2 separate regions of the Homo sapiens genome follow, and region 2 is linked to region 1. A link is an interaction called in ENCODE POLR2A ChIA-PET data of the cell type or tissue named here. Cell type or tissue: GM12878. All regions are shown on one strand. Links, peaks and the distances in the headings refer to the core of each region. The heading gives the core; the rest is flanking DNA.

What was found. ChIA-PET counts read pairs that join two places held together with the same protein. Peaks named below come from ENCODE experiments on the same cell type or tissue, not always from the same donor. Only the 100,000 strongest peaks of a DNase experiment are listed, where the experiment ranks them.
Region 2: POLR2A ChIA-PET joins it to region 1 with 6 read pairs; 2 of 35 experiments call an interaction of 5 or more read pairs at or near these places.

The regions. Positions count from the first base shown.
Region 1 is chrX:74,887,829-74,893,214 of GRCh38, forward strand. All of the region lies in intron 1 of NEXMIF (neurite extension and migration factor), which reads right to left. Among named protein-coding and RNA genes, the nearest start is that of NEXMIF, 35 kb to the right of the region's middle. RefSeq lists a silencer at 2,867-2,996. In GM12878, for the core only: no CTCF peak of the experiment used is centred there; a DNase peak (open chromatin) is centred at 3,023; H3K27ac peaks cover 1,555 bases.
Region 2 is chrX:74,778,688-74,784,073 of GRCh38, forward strand. All of the region lies in intron 1 of NEXMIF (neurite extension and migration factor), which reads right to left. Among named protein-coding and RNA genes, the nearest start is that of NEXMIF, 140 kb to the right of the region's middle. RefSeq lists an enhancer at 795-874. In GM12878, for the core only: no CTCF peak of the experiment used is centred there; DNase peaks (open chromatin) are centred at 2,964 and 3,094; H3K27ac peaks cover 3,648 bases.

The DNA.
Region 1 (5,386 bases), core at 211-5,210:
ATAAAGACACATGCACACATATGTTTATTGCGGCACTATTCACAATAGCAAAGACTTGGAACCAACCCAAATGTCCAACAATGGTAGACTGGATTAAGAAAATGTGGCACATATACACCATGGAATACTATGCAGCTATAAAAAAGGATGAGTTCATGTCCTTTGTAGGGACATGGATGAAACCATCATTCTCAGCAAACTATCACAAGGACAAAAAACCAAACACGGCATGTTCTCACTCATAGGTGGGAACTGAAGAATGAGAACACATGGACACAGGAAGGGGAACATCACACACCTGGGACTGTTGTGGGGTGGGGGCAGGGGGGAAGGATAGCAGTAGGAGATATACCTAATGCTAAATGAGGATTTAATGGGTGCAGCACACAAACATGGCACATGTATACATATGTAACAAACCTTCACGTTGTGCACATGTACCCTAAAACTTAAAGTATAATAATAATAATAAACAAACAAACAAAAAAAAAAAGAAAATGTGGCACATATACACCATGGAATGCTATGCAGCTATAAAAAAGGATGAGTTCATGTCCCTTGCAGGGACATGGATGAAGCTGGAAAACATCATTCTCAGAAAACTAACACAGGAACAGAAAACCAAACACTGCATGTTCTCACTCATAAGTGGGAGTTGAACAATGAGAAAACATGGACACAGGGAGGGGAACATCACACACCGGGGCATGTTGAGGGGTGAGGGGCTAGGGGAGGGATAGCATTAGGAGAAATACCTAATGTAGATGACGAGTTGATGGGTGCAGCAAACCATCATGGCACGTGTATACCTATGTAACAAACCTGCACCCTCTGCACATGTATCCCAGAATCTAAAGTACAATAAAAAAACTAAAGAAAACAAACAAACAAAAAGAATGATGTCAAACATTTTCAAGTTTTAGCGAACACATATTATTCACATAAACAAATGGATGCAGACATACACTTTTACTCACCTAGACGAATAGTTCATTGTTCCCAAAATTTATATACCAAAAAGAAAATTCCTATATATACTCAGTTTTCAAAAAGTAGCAGGAAAAAAATTTGGCCATGGAACTGATGGTGGAAGAAGTGTAGTGAAACAAATTCATCTAGAAACTTTATTGGTTCTTCCCTTAGTTAGCTATATGGCCTTGAGCTAGAATGGGGTAATAATCCATGCCCTGCTTATATAGTGAGGTGTGGAGAGGATCACTCAAGACAATGGATGTGAAAATACCTTGAAAATTATAAAGCACTATAAAATTATAAAGTGCTTATTATTTCCGTTAATGCCCAGATCTGCAAAATTGAGAGGCAGAAATAAGCTGTGAGGGACAGGATGCAATATTTAATTTCCAAGGCCAAAGTAGAATGGTAGAAACAAAAGGAATGGGATGGGGAAGCAATGTATTGTGCTTTGAAAGTGAAAACCACAGTGAGATGAATGAACACCAAGTACCGATATTAGGTACTAAAGGTTTTCTTTTGTCGCAGCATAGATGTGGCAAGACCAAATGGGGATGGAAAGGCAAATTATAATGAAAATATTGTTTGATTTAAAGGCCTCAAGTCCTCTAAATTTCAGTAATAGTGTTTCGCAAACCTTAGAAAACTTTTTATTTATTTACTTATTTATTTTAATCCTTGTTAAAATCAGATTGAGAAATGTAACACTCAAAGGATTTCAGAATCAGAATGGACCATAAAGAAAGTATGAGTCACTAAGGTGGTTTCTAAGTGGTTCATGGTTGCATGGTGTACAAATACAACTCAAAATAGTAAATCCATCTTCCCAGAGCACTGATAAAATTCTTCCTGAGGTGGCATATCTAGTTATGGGCTCCAAAAAAACCATTAAAAAGAGAGCTAATAAGGACTGTGAAAGTGATAAAAATTCATTAAAGGAATGAGTTAAAAGATCTACACTGGTAGGTCTGTTGTGCACTGAGATATACACTGTGTACATCTCAGAGATAGCTTAATAATAACAGAAAGAGCAATAAGAATGGTTTGGTGAATAGCCATAATCAAAGACACACTGCTCTTCAGTCTGCTTTAGTTTTCTTCTTTTTGTCTGATGTTTCAAGGTTCTTCCTAACCTAATCCTAACCTAATCTGTCTCTCTCTCTCTCTCTCTCTCTCTCTCATTCTCTCTCATTCTCTTTCTCTCTCTCCCTCTCTCTCTCTCTCTCTCTGCCCCTCTTTCTCTCTACCAAATCGGTACTTAGTTTCTTCCTTCTCCCTGTAGCTCAATACAACACACATTCCAGTTCTTGTCCCATGAGCCTCTATCCCCATTTTGGTTGCATTTCCAGTGACTCTGATCCTGTTCTAGGACTTTGATCCTAGACCTACATGTTTCTCTCAACCAACTACAGGAGAGATATGCATTCAATGTAACAAAGATGTTCCTAATAGAGAAAGTATGAGTCATACTTTATAGACAGTATTAAAACTGAATACCTATATACCTTTATTAATTAGGTACAACTTTATTTTGAGGAAAAATCATGAACTAGAAGAGAATGAGGGCCAGAAAAGGCCAAGAAAACCCAATAGCTCTATTTTAAGGCACTTGGAAATTGACAACTGGTCTGAAAGAATATTAAGGAACCCAGGCACAGGCACTCTAAAGAGTCCTAGACAAAAATAAAAAAACTTAAAAAGAGAAACTCCAATATTAAATAATGCAGGTGTGCCCTAAAATGCGCTATGAATTATGTACATATCATCAAACATATTCTTAAATCCTAAGTAGACATTTTAATATTTTTGCAAAAATACTCAACAGAACCCGCAGCCACATGGGACAAATACACCCTCCATGGCTACGCTTGGGCATTTCCAAACTTGGAAACTTAATCTTCAACTCTTTCAGGCCATATGTCAGAGGGACAATGCCTAAATACTGAATGGCCAAGTGTGAAAACACAAGAGATGGTGAGAACTGTGGCCACAGTCATCATTTGAAACTTTGACCCTGCTCACCAGACCAGGGAGTGGCACACGGGAGGAGATCAAGCAGAACAGTGACAAGGCTCCACACTGTCACTGCATCCTGCAGTAGACATGCTGCCACTGCTACAAAGTAAATAAGGGGAGAAAAAAATCCCTTTCTCAAAACAGACCTAGAGTGGGTGTGTGGCTTTGATCTGACAGTCTCATTTTACTTCAGTGCTTTTGGAGAGGATGGAGAGGAGAAAAGGGAGCGAGGAGGAGGTGAGAGAAAAAACAGAGCCATTTTTGTAATTAAATTTCAGAATCTTTTCATTATGCAGTTTCAATTCATTGAAAGTTTTTTTCCTTCCAGCCCCGCTCCTTCCTTAAAACTCTTGCTCCACTTACTACCCTCTCCTGTGTGAACACACACACATACATATGCACACATACAGTGTTGCCCTTGATAAGAATCAAAGCAGGCAGAGCAGCTCCGCCTCAGTACTGGCCTTTGTAACCAGGGATGTAAACAATATTCAGGAGGGTTTTTTTTTTTTTTTAGACTTCAGAACAGTTTAACAAAATGATGCAGTTCCACATTTACTAGAGAAAAGCCTAAAGGAAACTAAAATGCTTAAGAGGTACAAATATTGTGTTTCTGCTACAATCAATAAATAATGCCAAAGTGAAAGAATGGCAGTGCATGGCAACATACTGAATGATGTTGCTTCTGGTAATCTTCCAGTGAAAGGCGTTGTGAAGTTTTATGCTGCTAATCACATTAAATTGACCTCTGAGGGCCAGGACATAATGTCCTGTTATTATTGTTGTATTTGTTTGTTTTGCTATTTAATGGCTCCCATTTTTAAGTTTAACTTAAATTAGGGGGTGGTTCAGAAAAAACCAAGCAACTCAAGGTCTGACTTGATGAATCCATTTAGGAAAGAGTATGAGATTTGGACACAGATGCTTAGGCTTCTGGCCAAGGAGAAATTATTGCTGTGGAACATGAGACTAGAGAGGCCAGGGCTTCAGTTTTGAATTAATCAAGCTATGTTCTCTAAACATTTGATTCAGTCTCTTCTACTTCTCCGACATGGCTCCTTTCCCCTCACCCTTTCACAGCTCAACCTGGAGGGAAGTCATAAAGAATACAACAGAGAAATGTGGGGGATGTTCTCAAGCCGGGCTATTACAAAATATTTGCACAGGGTCAGCAACGCTGGCATTTACAAGGAGACATTTTAAGAAAAGTTTTACCAAGTCCTAAATATGTATTTTTTTTTCTCTCAGAAATTCTATGAAGCAAAATTCGTTGACTTGGCCACAGGCAATAAAGCCTAATTAGTTCTGTAAGGTTGTTTAATGTTTAAGCCTAACTATCATTGGACAGCCCTACAGACCCAAAGAAATATTCTCAATTCAAAGCCTCAATGCAGAGGGACAAAAGCTAAACACAAGATGGAAAGAAATCAATTTCTCTTTAACCTGGGCACCAGGGGAAAACAAAAACCTGACAAGGGAAAAGAGAAATTTGTTACAGGGCTTCCAAGACTTTACAGGGCTCTGGGGAACTAACCAAAGATCTTGCGTAGGTCTAATAAAACATCTAAATTTTTCTTTCTGGGTGCTCAGGTCACTTTACAGATATTATTTTCCTCATTCTCCCCACAGCCTGGTAAAGCAGGAGAGGCACGTATTTTTATACCCGTAAACCCTAATATAGTCTTAGAGGCTTTGCCCTCCTGTCAGTCTGAAAGGTTTCACTACTGAGTTATAGATACATATATACTTATTACTTAAACAGAGTTGAAATGCTGCCTCTAATTCAATTTCTTCATCAAAGCTCAGATCCACAGAACAATGATCAACTTTGCATTCATTTTCCAACATCAGCCACCTCATTTGAATGACACTATTTTAATGACAATAAATGTTGCATGGGCACCATGAAGTGAGAAACATCACCCTGCATTAATACGCCATCTGCCTGCCATCTCCCTAAGATCCCAAGGCATGTTTCAAAGTGAGCATAGGAGAATTTACCCTAATTAAAACCACAGGGGGAATGGAACGTCAGAGGCAGAATTTACTTTCTTTCTACGAATTAGAGTATTTTTGAGGCATCAGACTAGTCTGTCTACCAGACTTGCTGAGAAGGAAAGGATGGAGAGAGAGAGAATATGTATGTATAGAAAAAGAAATGGGCAAGGATGGGGAGCTAGACAGTAGTTTTTAAAAATAAGGATACTGACTTAGGTCTTAAGGAATTAAAGTACTAGAAAATAGACTGATTTCTGTCCCTATAATTTTGTTTCCTCCTACATGCCTACACCCTATGACTGCTCTTCCAGTAGAATCAGAAAATATATTTTAAAAAGCTTTGGAAGAAGTGACACCAAACAGTTAAAGGATGAAGAAACAAGAGTCTAAGTAATCCATA
Region 2 (5,386 bases), core at 281-5,280, 110 kb before region 1:
TTTTGTCTCACTTTTACCTTACATTACATTTTGTCTCACTGCAACCTCTGCCTCCCGGGTTCAAGTGATTCTCCTGCCTCAACCTCCAGAGTAGCTGGGATTACAGGTGCATGCCACCACATCCAGCTGGGGTTTCACCATGTTGGCCAGGCTGGTTTTGAACCCCTGACCTTAAATGATCCGCCCACCTCAGCCTCCCAAAGTGCTGGGATTACAGGCATGAGCCACTGTGCCCGGCTGATCTCATCATCTTTTAACAGTACTTCCTCAATTTCTTTTCAGAGACAACAAAGGCTTTCATTTTAACCCAGTCACATTAACACAAATGCTGGGTCCTCCAGCTCTGAGAAAGCCTGGAGAAGATTCTTGCACATTCTTGCTGCTGCAAATAGGTCAAGTTCAGACGCCATTCACCAATTCATCTCTGGGAACTTATATCTTAAGCCTATAAGCTAACCATTTAAAGTTAAAAATTTGTTTCCAACAAATAGATATGTTTTTCACTAAAATCACCTATGATGCCAGAGTTCTGACTGATTGAGTAAGACGTAATCTGACCTTCTAAGCCCCAGTGTTCTTATTGTTCTCTTTTCTTTGGCCATATCTTGTTTTCAATCATCCTCTTCCATGACTACGACCACATCTTACAATGGAAGCTAACAAATGGGTTTCTGGTAGTAGGTGTCTGTCTCTGTTCTAATTCACCCTGCATGCTGCTTTTTAACACACTACTTTTTCAGCAGTCTCCTGGCTCAAGAACTCACAATGAGTCACCACTGCTTACTATATACAGTCAAGTCTCCTTTGCCAGGCCTTCAGGGACATCTATAATCTGGCTCTATCATACCTCAGCAGTCTTACGTGGCACCATGCACAACACCTGACATGTTCTTTCCAACTCAGAGGCTCCTGCCCTTACTTTCCCAACATAGGCAAGATCTCCCTGCCTTCTTCCTCTGTCTTTCTTAAGCTGAAAGGCCCAGCCCACCTTGACCTCTACTTTTCTGAATGCCTTTTGCTCCACACTATTTGACACCTGATGCTATTTTGTCTTAGATTGTTTCATTTCTTCTAACAAAAGACTTAATTTTTCTGTTTTGTAGACCCAACCAGAATATGAGCTCCTGGAAAGCAGGCTTTTAGGATTTTACATCTACCACCATACCCTGCCCCTAAACACATAGCTGGGCTGCAATAAGGGATCACTAGATCCTTGCTGCTTGATTCCCTCAAAAATATTTCATTTGGTGAATCTGGGACACAGATTTATATAGTTTATACTTGGAAATGGCTGGGGGAATGTAGGTTCAATTATCATTTAAGTTTGTTACATTTTACTAATTGCCTTTATATACTTCCTCCGCCAAAGCCAGTCTGCTGTAATTATTCCTGGGCATTCGTTTGGGAACTTCACCAAAATACCAAAGGAAAATAAAATCTAACCACATTCAAGTGATGTAATTGCTACTGGTCTTTGTATCAAACACAGATAAAGGTTAGGTTTTTGTCTTTCCTAATGTTAACTTTAATCAGTGTTCAGATGAACTGAACCTAAGCAAATGTGGGTCTATAAATAGGCCTGGAACTCTATATACCACATGATCTAGTTGGAGGCATGGTTCATGGATGTAATAAAAATTGTGTGCCTTTTGACATTTGTTGACTAATCTGATAAAACCATCTTACTGTTTTTTTTTTTTTTTCTTAGAGATGGGGTCTGGCTCTGTCACCCAGGCTGGAGTGCAGTGGCATGAATATGGCTCACTGGGCTTTACCTCCTGGGCTCAAGCAATCCTCCTGCCTCAGTCCCTCCCGGGACTACAGGCGTGTGCCACCATGCCTGGCTAATTTTTTTTTTTTTGTATTTTCTCTAGAGATGGGGTTTCGCTATGTTGCCCAGACTGGTCTCTAACTCCTGAGCTCAGGCAATCGGCCCGCTGTGGCCTCCCAAAGTGCTGTGATTACAGGCATGAGCCACTGCGCCTAGCCCCATCTTAAAATTTTCACAGCACCTTATAGGCTATAAAATATTTCATATCTGTTATTTTATTTGATCTGTACAACAAAGCTATGAAGCATGTATTATCTCTTCTAGGGAAGATGAAACAAACTCAGTCAGAGAAGTTAAGAAACCTACCAAAGCCTCAAGGCTAGGAAGTGGTAGAAACAAGACATGAATCCAAGGTGCAGAGAAGTTGGGCAGGGAAGGGAGAGTACAGCACAGTGGGGGCCCTGGGGACTCACCTGAACATGAGCTGTGTGATAGGTACTGTCAGATGAGACAAATATGAGTGATTATCCTTACCCTAAAGGTACATAAATGTGTGAGAATATAGAAAGCCTGGGCAACTGTTAAGTCCAAAATGAGGTCTTCAGACCTATGGTCCTTCCATTATTCCACACTGCCTCCCACAGTTCTGTTGCTAGGGCCCAGCTCCCACTTACCACATTCTAGCTCTTCTCCTTTTAGCTTTCAGAGGCCAGCTTTTGGCATCGTTACAAAGTAGACTTTGATAAAGTTTCACTGCTCTCCGGAGAAATAGTAAGAGAATGTTAGCTGGAAATGAATATTGAGAGAGGTTGCTACGATCTCCTTTAGAGAGAACTGAATCAGGTTAGTGGCATAAATCGATGAGGGCAGGAGTTTTGTATTTTTGTCTATTGCCAAATGTGCAGTTGGTATGGAACAACAAACCATAACGTTTGAAAAAGAGAGATCAGAGGAAGAGTGGAGGGAGAGGTGAAGGAGGAGAAGAGGGAGAAAGAACAAGAGGGAAGCCTTAGGTTTCCTTAGGTGTATGTGAAGCCTTAGGTGTATGTGAAAGCCTTAGGTGTATGTGAAATTTATACTAAGATTTTCCCTCTTACCAGGGTGTGGTGTAGCTCAGTTTCGTGGAGGCCAGTGGTTTATGTGTATGTGAAATGTATGTGAAAGCCTTAGGTGTATGTGAAATGTATACTAAGATTTTCCCTCTTACCAGGGTGTGGTGTAGTTCAGTTTAGTGGAGGCCAGTGATTTATGTGTATGTGAAAGCCTTAGGTGTATGTGAAATTTATACTAAGATTTTCCCTCTTACCAGGATGTGGTGTAGCTCAGTTTAGTGGAGGCCAGTGGTTTATGTGTATGTGAAATGTATGTGAAAGCCTTAGGTGTATGTGAAATTTATACTAAGATTTTCCCTTTTACCAGGGTGTGGTGTAGCTCAGTTTAGTTGAGGCCAGTGGTTTTTCAATATTTGATATTCTGGAGGACAAGACAGGAACTGACTGACTGAATGACTGACTGAAAATTTGTTAAGTCCTCACAATATAGGGAACTAACCAGATGACACAGACATCTGAAGGGCTGGATGGTAGGCAAGAACTTGAGAGACCTGAACAAAACAGTAGCTGAATGACAGTGTTTCCCAGAGGATAAACCCAGAGATTTAAAAGGATGAGGGGTTGGTGGTTTAAGGACTCATACTCTCTCTCAGGAGCTACATTTACTTTAAACTTCTCTGAGTTAGAGTGCCAGAGAGACCTCTGGAGTTGGCAGCTTCTTCTAGGCCAGGCAAAATCCTTATTACCATGAAAAAGAGTTCTGAAATGCTTTCAAACTTGTAAGAGAGTTCCCTTTGAGCTCAGGTTTGGAAATTTGGCAACTAACATTAAATGCTAGTGAGCAAGTTAGAATATCTTAATAAAATATACTTCACATTCAGAGTTGACCAAATCAAGAGGCAGGAGGTTCAGGGTCTTAGGTCCCTGCCATGATTTCAAACTTCCAAAAGAGCCAGTAGACCAGAAAGCCCTAAGTCCTCCCTACTACAGACCCTTCCTTCATATAAGGCCTTCTGTATGGGGCCCTTACTTCCTGCTACAACACATTCCAACATTTCTGTATGGTTTTCAAGACTTGCCCCAAACAATTCTTGCTGCCCTGGTTCTTAGGCTTGGCCTCATTACTCTACAGACCATGTTCTTCCTCCCACCCTCTTTATGTGCTTTCACTGCTAATTCTGGAATACCCTTCGCTCTGCATTTCACTTAGTAACATTATACTCATTTGTCAAGGTCTACCTCCTCCTTAAAGCCTTTCCTGATTATTAGAGACTTAGCTAATTTCCTTCCTTCTGAAGAGTAAATGCTATCTGGCCTGGGTAAGGGAGGCAGTGTGGTGGAGAATTTAAGATAGCAGTACAGGACTAGAAGAAGATTCAAGTTCTAGGCCTTCCAGTAATTAGAGTAAATGAGAGGCAGTTATCTAAGCTTCAAGCATTTGTTTGTTTTCTATTCTATTTCATCTTTATTATTCATTGCTTGCCTGCTATATGTAAGTTGTTGATGAATCCTATCTAGATCTTGCCATTGAGGATCTTAGAGTCTAATAAATGATATATATATAAATAATTAGAATAAAAATAGGAAAAATGGTTAAAAACCACGAGAGCATCATGGAAAGTTCCTTAAGAGGTCAGAGGAAGTTAAAATTAATCTCTCTGTAGAAAATAGCATCTGAGCTTGGCCTCGGAGCATGAATGAAAATATGTAAGAATAAAATAATAAATAAGAAAGTGTTAGAAAAGTATAGAATGTGATACAAATGCAAGGGCTAGTATTTTAAATGGGGTGAAATGTAGGAGCTGTTTTAAGAAAAGATAAGGTAGGGAAAGGAGTGATTCCATCCCTCAATTCTAGGCAAAACCTGCCAAATACTTTATTTCAAAAGAAGCAATGAGTTCCCTTGATGGCAGGGCCACCATTTAATCTCTGTCATTTTCTGCTAGCACATTAAAGAGCCTACATTACATTGTATATGAAGTTTTTAGGGCCACCTGGAGCAGAGGGCTCAGAAAAAGTCTCAGATAGGGCTCAATAAAGTCTGGCAGCAGAGGGTCAATTTGAGGAGAACCATTGACATGGCTCCAACGTAAAGGGTAAAAGAACATACCAGGTAGACAAATGAGCCAGCTCTAGCTTACATGCAGAATAAAGGCAGCTGCCTTAGGCCCCATTCATGAGTTTGGGGAGAGCTACAGCAGCTCTGGGGGTATAAAGCAGACAAAGAGGCTTACAGCAGCTAAAATGCTATTAACAAATACTCCATTACCAAAGTTCCATCAGGAGGTTTATTGTCCATCTGTAAGATATGCCCACTTTCTCAAGCTGTTCTCCAGTCTACTTGGTGCCATTACCACCTGAGTTCAGGCAGTACAGGCTACCCTTGGCAAATGCTTTCAGTAGTTTTAGGTATGAGTATGTGCACTTCCTCAGGATGTTCCCCTCCACATCCTAGCATACAATGCCTGAGCTTCCTTTCTATAGTCATTTCCGTCATCCTTAGAGGGCAAATTTTTATAAAATGATTGGGCTAGGCTGGGCATCTAGTGCAGTATTTAGCTCA